3 separate regions of the Homo sapiens genome follow, and all the other regions are linked to region 3. Evidence: read pairs that join two places in POLR2A ChIA-PET (ENCODE). Cell type or tissue: OCI-LY7. All regions are shown on one strand. Region 1 overlaps LOC101929201 (a long non-coding RNA gene). Region 2 overlaps LOC105379048 (a long non-coding RNA gene). Region 3 overlaps JMY (junction mediating and regulatory protein, p53 cofactor).

Region 1 (4,000 bases), 82 kb after region 3:
CCAATAATTTGAAAGAGCTTTAAAATCTTTTTTTTTTTTTTTTTTTTTTTGAGACAGGGTCTCAGTCTGTCATCCAGGCACATCAGGAGTACAGTGGCACAATCATAGCTCATTGGAACTTCAAACTCCTGGGCTCAAGTGATCCTCCTGCTTCAGCCTCTCAAATAGGTAGGACTACAGGCATGCACCACCATGCCCAGCTAGTGTAAAAAAAATTTTTTTTTGGTAGAAATGAGGTCTTGCTGTTTTGCCCAGGCTGGTCTTGAACTCCTGGCTTCAAGCCATTCTCTTGTCTTGGCCTTCCAAAGCACTAGGATTACGGGCATGGGCCACCATGCCCAGTCCAAGACCTTTTCTGGAATGCCATAACACCGACAGAAAAATCAGCAGATTTAAAGTAGGCAGAAGGAAAAAAAAAACAGAGGCAGACAAAGAACTCAGAAGGCTCTATATGCTAACTCTATAGTTGCAAGGTTTTTAAAGAGAGTTTAAAATAATGACCATTTTGGCTCTGAATTTTCCATTATGTACTTTGCCTATCTGTTTAAAAATATGCACAAGAACTGATCATAATATGTAGCTGGCTTCAGTCCCAGAAAACGTGGCATGCCTTAATGTTTGAGAATCTCATTCTGTTCTTATTAATATATTGAGAGCAAAGAAGATCCTATAAATCCTATCAGAGAGTGTCAGGACTTTGGACCAATGTTTAGATGGTGGTGGCTGCCCTAGTGGCTTTTAATCAGCCATTCTGTATGAATTAAATGTTTATTTTTGCTCTCAGAACATTTTCAGAAACAAGCAAGGGAAAAGAGTTACAGATGCCTGTAACCAAATGAAACCAGGGTAAGAGTGTTCACAAAAATTTTAAGCCAGGTTTGCAGATCAAACAAAATATTAAATTAAGAAGTAAGTTCACCAGAAAAAACATGCCTCAAAGACAGAGTGTAAATTCCGTAGAATTCAGAGTGCTCAACCCAGAAAGACACTTGTCTTTATACCAAAAAGAACTTGCCAGAAAAAACAAGAAGTATTTTATCATCCCAGGGGGATCTGAGGTCCTTTTTTTTTTTTTCTGAGATGGAGTCTCACTCTATTACCCAGGCTGGAGTACAGTGGCAGTGATCTCAGCTCACTGCAACCTCCACCTCCCAGGTTCCAGTGATTCTCCTGCCTCAGTGTTCTGAGTAGCAGGAATTACAGGCACCCACCACCATGCCCAGCTAATTTTTGTATTTTTAGTAGAGACAGTGTTTCACCATGTTGACCACGCTGGTCTGGAACTCCTCACCTTAGGTGATCCGCCTGACTCGGCCTCCCAAAGTGTTGGGATTATAGGCGTGAGCCACTGCGCTTGGCCAGGTCCTTTAATTTTTTTTTTTTTTTTTTTTTGACAGGTTCTCACTCTGTCACTCAGGTTGTAGTGCCGTGGCGCCATCTTGGCTCACTGCAACCTCTACCTCCCAGGCTCAAGCAATCCTCCCACCTCAGCCTCCCAAGAAGCTGGGATTACAGGCACGTGCCACCATGCCCAGCTGATTTTTGTCTTTTTTGTAGAGATGGGATTTTGCTATGTTGCTCAGGATGGTTTCAAACTCCTGAGCTCAAGGACCCACCTGCCTCCCAAAGTGCTGGGAATACAGGCATAAGCCACCATGCCCAGCCTATAAGGTCTTTTATTAAGGCAGGCTTACAACCAAAGTGATCCTAAAAAAATTTTTAAAGCCTCTACCAAAAAGAGGGAGGCTCAGCCTGAGAGAAGACTCACCAGGGCAGAAGAGGCGAGCCGTGAAAGTGGAGAGCTCAAAGGGCTCCTGTAAGTGCTGCATACTGGTACCAAGAATTGCCAGCTCTGTCCAAAACTGATCCTACTTCAGGTCCTGCTTCCAGACGCTATTTATGTCACCCTAAATAACAGAGAGGCTCTCTCTAAAAAAAAAAAAAAAAAAATTTATATATATATATATATATATATTCAGGAATAGGGCATTGCAGTGGGAATATGAGTGTCATAGCAAACTATGTGTGTATTCAGGGAGGCAAAAGAAGACAAAAGATTTTAAAGGAAAAATGAGGAGGATTACATAATTGTTTTGAAATGATTATTCTAAACTACAAGATCAACAATAGCAGTGATTGAGGTTGGACAGGTAGTTGCTGAGCAGATGCCCTCATAGAAATATTTTTTTGTGTAAGGTTGTGATGGCCTTGGGGCAAGGCTGTGGGTTTTGCAGCCTTTTGTGATAGCTTTTGTTATCAGGCATGGAAGTGAGAACCCTCTCTTCATAGCCCTCCCTGGATCTATTTGTTAGGGTTTTATTTTCCTCTTTTTATTTTTTATTTTTTTTTTGAGATGGAGTCTCACTCTGTCACCCAGGCTGGAGTGCAGTGGTGCAATCTTGGCTCACTGCAACCTCCGCCTCCCGGGTTCAAGTGATTCCCCTGCCTCAGCCTCCTGAGTAGCTGGGATTACAGGCACCCACCACCACGCCTGGCTAATTTTGTATTTTTAGTAGTAGCAGGGTTTCACCATGTTGGCCAGGCTGATCTTGAATGCCTAACGTTAAATGATCCACCCATCTCTGCCTCCCTAAGTGCTGGGATTACAGGCTTGAGCCACTGTGCCCAGCCAATTTTTTATTTTTTTTGAGACAGAGTCACAATTTTGCTCTATCACCTAGGCTGGAGTGCGATGGTGTGATCACAGCTGTGATCATCCTCCTGGGCTCAAGTGATTCTCCCACCTCAACCTCCCAAGTAGCTGGGACTACAGGTGTGTACTAACGCGCCTGGCTAATTTTTAAACTTTTTTGTAGATATGGGGTCTTACTATGTTGCCAAGGCTGGTCTCAAACCCTTGGCCTCAAGAAATCCTTCTACCTCAGCCTCCCAAAGTGCTGAGATTACAGGCGTAAGCCACTGTGCCCTGCCCTTTTTCCAATTTTTAACACAACTGACTCCATTTTGATTCTGATAACCTTCAAAAGTGCTTGCTCATGACCATTCAACAGTCAAAGCAAGCAGCTTGTTATGAGCTTTGACACTGGATTTGGAGAAGGAAAAATTTATACTAATGACTTAATATTAGTAGCCACACTTCTAACCAGAATGGTCATTAGAGATAAGCACAGATAATAGGCTAGAGAGGAAAGCTTCCTATCACTGGATTGGGTTACCTTTAATGCAGCCTTGCTCATCTCCATAATGTTACTGCAAGGTAGACTGTAATTCACATACACAAAGAACACTTCTGTATGTTTTGTCAAGATGCTATGAAGATTTTTTCACTGTATTACCCAATTCTCCTTTTAAGAAAAGATCCCTGTCTCAACTTATTGTGAGAGATTAGGACTAGATACATTTGTCCTTTTTGGTCTACGTTCCATCCAGGCAAAGAGAACTACATAAATCCATCATTCCCTTATCACTCTGGCTCTTTAAATGTCCTATAGCATCAAGCAATCAAATGTTACTTTTGCTATTGTTGACATATAGATGGACTATTGGGAAAAAGCTTCCCTGAATTATTCATCAGAATGAACTTTATAACTAATATATGAAGACAGCAGCTACATGGTCAACCTTAAAGATACAGTTTTTTAAAAAACTGTAAAATTATGATATTTTTCTTTTTCTGAGACAGGGTCTTGCTCTGTCGCCCAGGCTGGAGTGTAGTTGTGCATTACAGCTCACTGCAGCCTTGACCTCCCAGGTTCAAGTGATCCTCTGGCCTCGGCCACTTGAGTAGCTGGGATCACAGGTGCATGCCTGGCTAATTTTTAGGTTTCTTTTTTGTAGAAATAAGGTTTCACTATGTTGCCCAGGTTTGTCTTGAACTCCTGGCCTCAAGTGATCCTCCTGCCTTGGCCTCCCAAAATGCTGGGATTACAGGTGTGAGTCACCACAGCCAGCTGACTTAGACTTTTTTTTCAATTAGCTATTCTGTATCTTTCCAAATGCACCAAAGATTTGAAGTAACTTTTGATGAAAACACAGGTAC
Region 2 (4,000 bases), 650 kb after region 3:
CAGTTTGAGAATTATGCTTTAACACCATGTCTTAATCCATTTTGTGTTGCTATAATAAAGTACCTGAGACTGCATAATTTATAAACAAGCAATAGAAGTTTGTTTGGCTCATGGTTCTGGAGGCTGGGAAGTCCAACAGCATGGCACTGGCATCTGGCAATGACCTTTGTGCTGTATCATCATCCCATGGCAAAAAATGGAATGGCAAGCATGTGCCCAAGACAGAGAGGGAAGGAGGCCAAACGTTCACAGTAACTAGCCCACTCCCAAGATAATAGCATTAATCCATTCAAAAGGGTGGAGCTCTCATGGCCTAATTACTTCTTAAAGACCCCACCTCTCAACACTGTTAGAATGGCAATGAAATTTCAACAACAGTATTGGAGGGGAAGTAGAAGAGAGATGTCTACATGGAGTGCCTGGGGAAATGGGTCTAACCCAGCATCCCAGAGTTTCTGTGGAGCCCAGCATGCTTAAGGGATCAGTCAAATGTTTCCCATGTATAGAAGTAGCTAAAGGAGAGCTGACCTGATGCAGCCTTGTGGTCATGATAAGGAAGACAACCCGTGTGGACCCAACAACTAAGACAAAGCTGGAATAAAGACAAGTCAACACCTGTCTGTATAGATTAATGATGGGAAACCAGATATCCCCCAACCTGGCCTCATGCCAGTATGATCTGTAAGTGTCTGGGAACTTAGATGTGATCCCAGGAAATGAGAAGAAATCATAGATTCACTGTGATGAAGTTTGCTTCAGTCAGGATAATGGGAGCTTTAAATAGAAATTGAATTACAATATATAAATAATTTACCTTTTTTAAAAAGTGGATTATACTGTACTTACTATTGCATATTCCACTCAATAGTATAGCATGACTATCTTTATAGGTCAATAAATCATCTACTACATCATTTTTCTTGTTTCTTTCTTTTTCTCTTTTGAGACTGGGTTCTTGCTCTCTTGACCAAACAGGAGTGCAGTGGCACAAACATGGCTCACTGAGGGCTCGATCTCCTGGGCTCAAGCAATCCTCCTACCTCAGCCTCCCAAGTAGCTTGGACTACAGGTCATCTCTCTGTTTTTTGTAGAGAGGTTGGGTTCTCACCATACTGCCCAGGCTGGTCTCAAACTCCTGGTCTCAAGCAATCCTCCCGCCTTGGCCTCCCAAAGTCCTGGGATTACAGATGTAAGCCACTGCGCCAGGCCAACAACACAATTTTTCATTGCTACATAGCATTCTACCATGCAAGCTAGTTTAATAATTTAGAAAAACTATACACATTTCTCCTTCCTACTGGTAGACACAATTAGTCTCAATTATTTTGGTTATTAAGTCCTTAGTTAAAAGAACATAGACTTGGTGGAAAGAACCCTAGACTGAATGGTCCCCAACCAACCACTGTTAGTCAAGGTTCTGGTGACCAGAATTGGCAAAACCAAGTTAACTTCTTTTTCAGAAAGCCCCTTAATGAAGCTGATCATATTTAATCTTGGCTGGCCATTCCGGAGCAACACTGATTCAGCTCCTTACGAGGAGAGCTCTAGGAATGGAGAACACCTGTTAGGGGATGCTCCGTAATGTGTGTCTTAAGTGTAATAGCAAAAAGCAACTGTCTACCCACCCCAAGTTCTGTGTTCATGCAGCCAGCCACTGGGAGGCAGAGATGTGCCTGCTGGCTGCAGGCTGGTGCTGGGCTCCTTTTAGTCTGTAACACAAACTAATAAATGGGCTTGCTTTAAAAGACATGGGGGAGACTGATGTGGGCTTCCATATTTGAAGAAAGTACTTTTCTCCTGATGTAGACAGAGATACCAGTGTCTAAAGAGTTTCCATTCCGTGGTGATACTTGCAATACCCTTGGCAACCCCTGAAATTACACAGGGGAGCAGAGATCTCAGAGTTGATCAGTCGCCTGTCAGTTACCCCAGGATGCTGGCTTTCATCATTTCCTATTTTTTTTTGCAGGGAGCATGGGGAGCTTGTATTTACCACAAATCAAAGCTCCTCCCATAGAGATCTATTATATGTTGGGGTATTGTTATTACTGTGTTGTTGTCGTCATTGTTCGTTTGCTTGTTTTTGTGCCTGTAGCTTTGGAAAACCACAGTGTGTTTGGATCAAACAGCAGCATTTTGATCAATATGATCTGGTCAAAACAGATTTCTATTTGTTCTTGCTATTTTGTACATTTTATCCTAAGAATCAGAAATAGATAATCTATTCAACAAGGTCACAAGAAACTTTTCGAAAGCTTGTTCCAGTGATAGAAACAAAATACAAATGCTTGGTTTCTCTTTGTAAGAGAAACAAATGTCATTTTCCCCGCAAGTGTTGAGAGAAAAAAAAAAAGAATATTTACAATATAAATTCTGATACTAAACCAATTACAGGCAGAAATGTGACTATTGCACGCTATTTTATTGCTTTAATAGCATTATGTTATATTCAGGGCATATTATCTTCATTAGTTGGAAGAATAAAATTAGAATCATATGCAGACTTTCTTAGTAATTCATTTAATTTCCTGTTTTCTATCTTTTTGGTGACTTCTGTAGAAGGACTACTTAAAAAGTTTCCCCTTTGAAAACGGCCCAACAAGGAAAGAAAACTTCTATTTTAATGCTTTGTGACTCGGTGAGAAGAATGCATTTCATGAAGTCTAACTTCCATTCCAAACAGTGACCAAAGTGGACTGGGGTGAGAGAATGTAGTAAGGGCAAGGTGGTGGGTGTGAGGGGCAGAGGTTAGGACTCATGTGCTTCATAAAACATAGTGACAATGTGTTTTCCGTGCATTAAAGGCTAAAATGAGTAACGTGAAGCCCAGTTGTCTTAACGGGGTCAGAAAAATAACATCAACTTCAGAAACCGAACAGTAGTAGGCAACTCATACACATCAGAATATGAAAATTATCACACCATTAAGGATTTTAGAAAATAAGATAGCTCTTCCCCTGCTTGGAACAGAAAACCTAGGCTGGCCAGAGGAACAGATTTCAACTTTCCAATCCTTCCCTTCCTGCCCCGCTAACCACACAGATCCCATAGCCTGGGACAATTGGCATTGGTGACAAAGGTAGTTGAAATGAATAAAACAGCTTTATCCTTGATACCTATGCCATGCATTCCCAGAAGACTCTGGCCTTTCCAGGCTGTCTTCCACTTCTTTCCCCCTACTTTCCTTCAGGAAAAAAGGAGGAATCCAGAGAGGTGAACAGTGGGCTGCTGGGAATATTGTCTCCATTTACAAAGTAGAAACCCTTCAAGAGATGACCTTCGGTGACCCTATTGTTAAACGTATTATACCTTGTGGGAGACAGTGGTGTTGTCTGGGTTTGAAGTACAAATGTTGTTGATTCCAAGGGGATGGGCATCTTTGCTAAGAATAAGACAAGGAGCTATATCTATGCTTCATCCCTACCCCTCCCCCTTAAAAAAGAACTGGAATACAATTAAAGGGCACATGTCATAAAATCTGATTTGGAGAATACATGATGAAATTCTATCCTCAAGAAAAGAAAATGTTCTGTTTTTCCCATTATAAATGCCTTTAGTTCCTGCCAAACCTCTTCTTATCCTGAATGTCTTAGAATATCTTGGTATAACACAGCACAGATAGGGCAGCACAAACACTGAGTTATAATTTAATTCAACATATACTCATGGAGAAGAGTTATACTAAGAATACCTCCCTCAAGTCCCTTCCCCTGCCACCCATAAAATAGTTCATGATATTAGGAATCTTTTTTAAAAAAATTATCCCATTAAAAAAAGACAGTAATGTTTCCATTTGGACTTTGCCACAGCTACACTGGGCTGGAAGTGGAAAATGTGGTCAGTCTTTCTCATGATAGGGCAGATTCTCATGGCCAGTCCTGGGCATCAAGGTGGTATTAGGAACATGCAGAGGGGCCAGCCTGGCCATGTCACTTCCTAAGGCCAGCTGGTTGTGAAAGACCTAGAGGGTGGGACTATTGGTACCTGCCATGACATAGGC
Region 3 (4,000 bases):
TCTCAGCTCACTGCAAGCTCCGCCTCCCAGGTTCACACCATCCTCCTGCCTCAGCCTCCCGAGCAGCTGGGACTACAGGTGCCCGCCACCACGCCTGGCTAATTTTTTTGTATTTTTAGTAGAGACGGGGTTTCACCATGTTAGCCAGGATGTTGTCGATCTCCTGACCTCGTGATCCACCCATCTTGGCCTCCCACAGTGCTGGGATTACAGGCGTGAGCCACCGTGCCTGGCAAGGGTTTCTGAGTTTTTAGTCATACCTCTCCCCTTCTTTTGGCATCCACTGGGGCACACCCTCAGGCTGAAAGGCATGAATAAACCGTCTAGAGCCCTCCCTGCTTCCAAGGTATTGTTGATGTCCCTTCCATTTTATAGCTATTTTGGTCACTCTGTAGTGCCTACAGGCAGTTGTTTTGTGATATTTTGCCCCACGGTTTGTTGTTGTTATCAGTGGCAAAAGTTGCTCTGATAGAACTGCTTAGCTAATACTAGAGAAGTCAAAATTCTCCATATTAGTTTTAACAGTAGCCTTAAAAAAACAGAATGATAGCTAATATTTGTTTGGCACTTTTTTTGTTATAAAAGCACTTTAATGTAGATTGTCTGATTTATCATGATTGTTAATAATACAGTGCTGCTACATGTTGTGCCAAAAATATGAACAGGAAATGAGTCTGAAGTCTCAATTCAGCATGATTACACATATGAACTGATACAACAACTAAAATGAAAATAAGTGGGGAGAAAGATAGTAGTGGAAACTATAGGTATGAAAAGGAATAGAAGAATTTTGTGCCTTTGGGGAGGTGATACTGCCAGCAGGTAAATGGAGTCCATGTATGCATATATAAATTACTGTCTTCTGTATTAGTTCTTTTCATTTGTTATTTTTATGTATTTACTTGCCTTTTGAGATGGAGTCTCACTCTGTCACCCAGGCTGGAGTGCAATGGTACAGTCTTGGCTCACTGCAACCTCTGCCTACCCGGTTCAAGTGATTCTCCTGCCTCAGCCTCCCAAGGAGCTGGGATTATGGGTGTGTGCCACCACGCCTGGCTGATTTTTGTAATTTTAGTAGAGGTGGGGTTTCACCATGTTGGCCAAGACTGCTCTCAAACTCCTGACCTCAAGTGATCTGCCTGCCTCGGCCTCCCAAAGTGCTGGGAGTACAGGCATGAGCCACTGTGCCTGGCTGCTTTTTGTTTTGTTTGTTCTTTTTTTTGAGACAAGGTCTCACTTCGTCACCTAGGCTGCAGTTCTGTGGCACAATCACAGCTCACTGCAGACCCGTCCTCCTGGGCTCAATTCTCATGCCTCAGCCTCCCATAGCTGGGACTATCAGCTAATTTTTACATTTTTTCTCCCAAGAAATCTTGCCTAAGATTAAATTATTGTTTTTTTGAGACGAGTCTCACTCTGTCGCCAGGCTGGAGTTCAGTGGCGTGATCTCGGCTCACTGCAACCTCTGCCTCCCGGGTTCAATTGATTCTCCTGCCTCAGCCTCCCGAGTGGCTGGGACTACAGGTGCACGCCACTACACCCAGCTAATTTTTGTATTTTTAGTAGAGACGGGGTTTCACCATGTTGGCCAGGATCATTTCAATTACTGGACCTTGTGATCCACCCCCCACGGCCTCCCAAAGTGCTAGGATTACAGGCTTCAGCCACCATGCCTGGCCGATTATTGTTTTTATACATACAAGGTCTCACTACATTGCCCAGGCCTGCCTCAAACTCTTGGCCTCAAGCAATCCTCTTACTTTGGCCTTCCAAAGTGTTGGGATTACAGGCATGAGCCACTGCACCTGGCCTCATTCTTTTATAAAACTTTTATTTATAATTTTAATAATATTTATCACAGTTTGAAATTCTTTGTCTCTAAAAGAACCATGGGGAAAAGAATAATTTTTTATAAAATTTAAATTATTTAAAAATTGTTTTCTGTTTATTCACTACACTGTAAGCTGTGAGGACCAGGACCATGTTTTTGTATGTCCAGCTCGTAGGCCAGTGCCTGACATGATTTTGAAGGAGGTGACAGGTAGAAATTGAAGAAATTTATTGGAAATGTTCCAGATTTGGATGGTTTTCATTCTACTAGATAGCAGAAAATTTTTTGGGCTGGGTCCAGTGGCTCACGCCTGTAATCTTAGCACTTTGGGAGGCCGAGGCGGGTGGCTGTCTTGAGCCAAGGAGTTCAAGACCAGCCTGGGCAACATGGTGAGACCCCGTCTCTACAAAAAAAAAAAAATATATACAATAACTAGCCAGGTGTGGTGGTGTGTGCCTGTAGTCCCAGCTACTTGGGAGGCTAATGCAGGAGAATCACTTCAGCCCAGGAGGTGGAGGTTGCAGCAAGCTGAGATCGCACCATTGCACTCCAGCCTGGGTGACAGGAGTGAAACCCTGTCTCAAAAACAAAAAAAAAAGGAAAATAAAAAATGGGAAGTGTTAAGGCTAAGCTCAATACTTTGAGCCTCAAAAGAAATATTCAGGCCATGGTCTTGAGTAGTGAGACACCAGAAGTATGGAGATAGTGATGAAAAGCAGTCAATGCTTTTCATTCCCTCTTGCTTCTGTGTTTTAGGGTTCCGAGGTCCTGGCATGATAGGGAGAGTTCAAAGCAAGTATTTATAGGTTATTAGAATTGATTTTCTTAGTTGTGAAACTGTCTTGTTCCACAGCTCTTGGATAAGCACAAGAATACAGAGAGCATGGTGGAGCTTCTGGACTTGTATCAGATGGAGGATGAAGCCTACAGCAGCCTTGCAGAAGCTACAACCGAACTCTATCAGTATTTACTACAGCCATTCCGAGACATGAGAGAACTTGCCATGCTACGAAGACAGCAGATCAAGGTATTTTTTTATTAATCCTAACTAGTAGCCTGCCTGTTTCATAGTTCTCAGCCTGAAAGGCCATGCGTTATCCACAAGAGGAACTTTAAAAAAAAAAAAAAAAAGAAGGTACCTGGTCCTATTTCTGCAAAGTTTCTTGTTTGGTAGAATAGGGTTGTAGCCTGAGTATCCATTCTAAAGCACCTCAAAAGGCAATTCTGCTGAGTAGCCAGGGTTGAGGATAGCCCAGAAAGTAATGTGTTCAAGTTAGCACAAAGTTGTAAATACATTGGGAGGATTCCTATTTTCTCCCTTTCCTGCACTTTCCTTCCTCCTCTAGTCATGTCTCCTCTTTAATGTTTTGGAGACTGTGTACTCTTAGACTTCATTACCAGAAATTTTGGGCAGGCTGAGCGTGGTGCCTCACACCCGTAGTCTCAACATTTTGGGATGCTGAGGCAAGAGGATCACTTGAGCTCCGAGCTTGAGACCAGCCTGGGCAACACGGAGAACCCGTCTCTACAAAAAAAAAAAAAAAAAAAAAAAAAAAATCAAACTAGCTGGATGTGGTGGCACATGCCTATAGTCTCAGCTACTTAGGAGGCTGAGGTAGGCGGAAGATTGCTTGAACCCAGGAGGTCATGGCTGCAATGAGCCATGATTGTGCCACTGCACTCCAGCCTAGGCAACACCTTGTCTCCAAGAAGAAGAAAAAGTTTTGGGAACATTTCTTTTTTTTTTTTTTTTTTCGAGATGGGATCTCGCCATGTTGCCCAGGCTGGTCTGGAACTCCTGGGCTCAAGCGATTTGCCCACCTCGGCCTCCCGAAGTTCTGGGACTACAGGTGTGTGAACCACCATGCCCAGCCAGTTTTGGGAACATTTGTTTTAGAAGAACTTGTTAGGAAAGTTTTAAGTTTTTAATGACAGAACTTTAAATACATGAAATTTTTTATTAGTGTGTGACAAAGTATATTACAAAAAATTTTTTTCAGCCAGGCATGGATCATGCCTGTAATCCCAGCACTTTGGGAGGCTGAGGCAGGTGGATCACCTGAGGTCAGGAGTTCAAGACCAGCCTAGTCAACATGGTGAAAACCCATCTCTACTAAAAATACAAAAATTAGCTGAGCATGGTAGTGCATGCCTGTAGTCCCAGCTACT

The links. Peaks named below come from ENCODE experiments on the same cell type or tissue, not always from the same donor. Only the 100,000 strongest peaks of a DNase experiment are listed, where the experiment ranks them.
Region 1: POLR2A ChIA-PET joins it to region 3 with 7 read pairs; 7 of 35 experiments call an interaction of 5 or more read pairs at or near these places.
Region 2: POLR2A ChIA-PET joins it to region 3 with 5 read pairs; 1 of 35 experiments calls an interaction of 5 or more read pairs at or near these places.

Annotation. Positions count from the first base shown.
Region 1 is chr5:79,357,007-79,361,006 of GRCh38, forward strand. LOC101929201 (a long non-coding RNA gene) reads right to left here. Exons shown (of 5, transcript XR_007058838.1): 4 at 1,769-1,929. Among named protein-coding and RNA genes, the nearest start is that of JMY, 120 kb to the left of the region's middle. In OCI-LY7, no CTCF peak of the experiment used is centred here; no DNase peak of the experiment used is centred here.
Region 2 is chr5:79,923,480-79,927,479 of GRCh38, forward strand. The region is part of intron 2 of LOC105379048 (a long non-coding RNA gene); the gene reads left to right. Among named protein-coding and RNA genes, the nearest start is that of LINC01455, 11 kb to the right of the region's middle. In OCI-LY7, CTCF peaks have their summits at 1,650 (motif pointing right) and 1,858; a DNase peak (open chromatin) is centred at 1,652.
Region 3 is chr5:79,275,226-79,279,225 of GRCh38, forward strand. JMY (junction mediating and regulatory protein, p53 cofactor) reads left to right here. Exons shown (of 11, transcript NM_152405.5): 2 at 2,685-2,858. Among named protein-coding and RNA genes, the nearest start is that of JMY, 41 kb to the left of the region's middle. In OCI-LY7, no CTCF peak of the experiment used is centred here; no DNase peak of the experiment used is centred here; H3K27ac peaks cover 382 bases.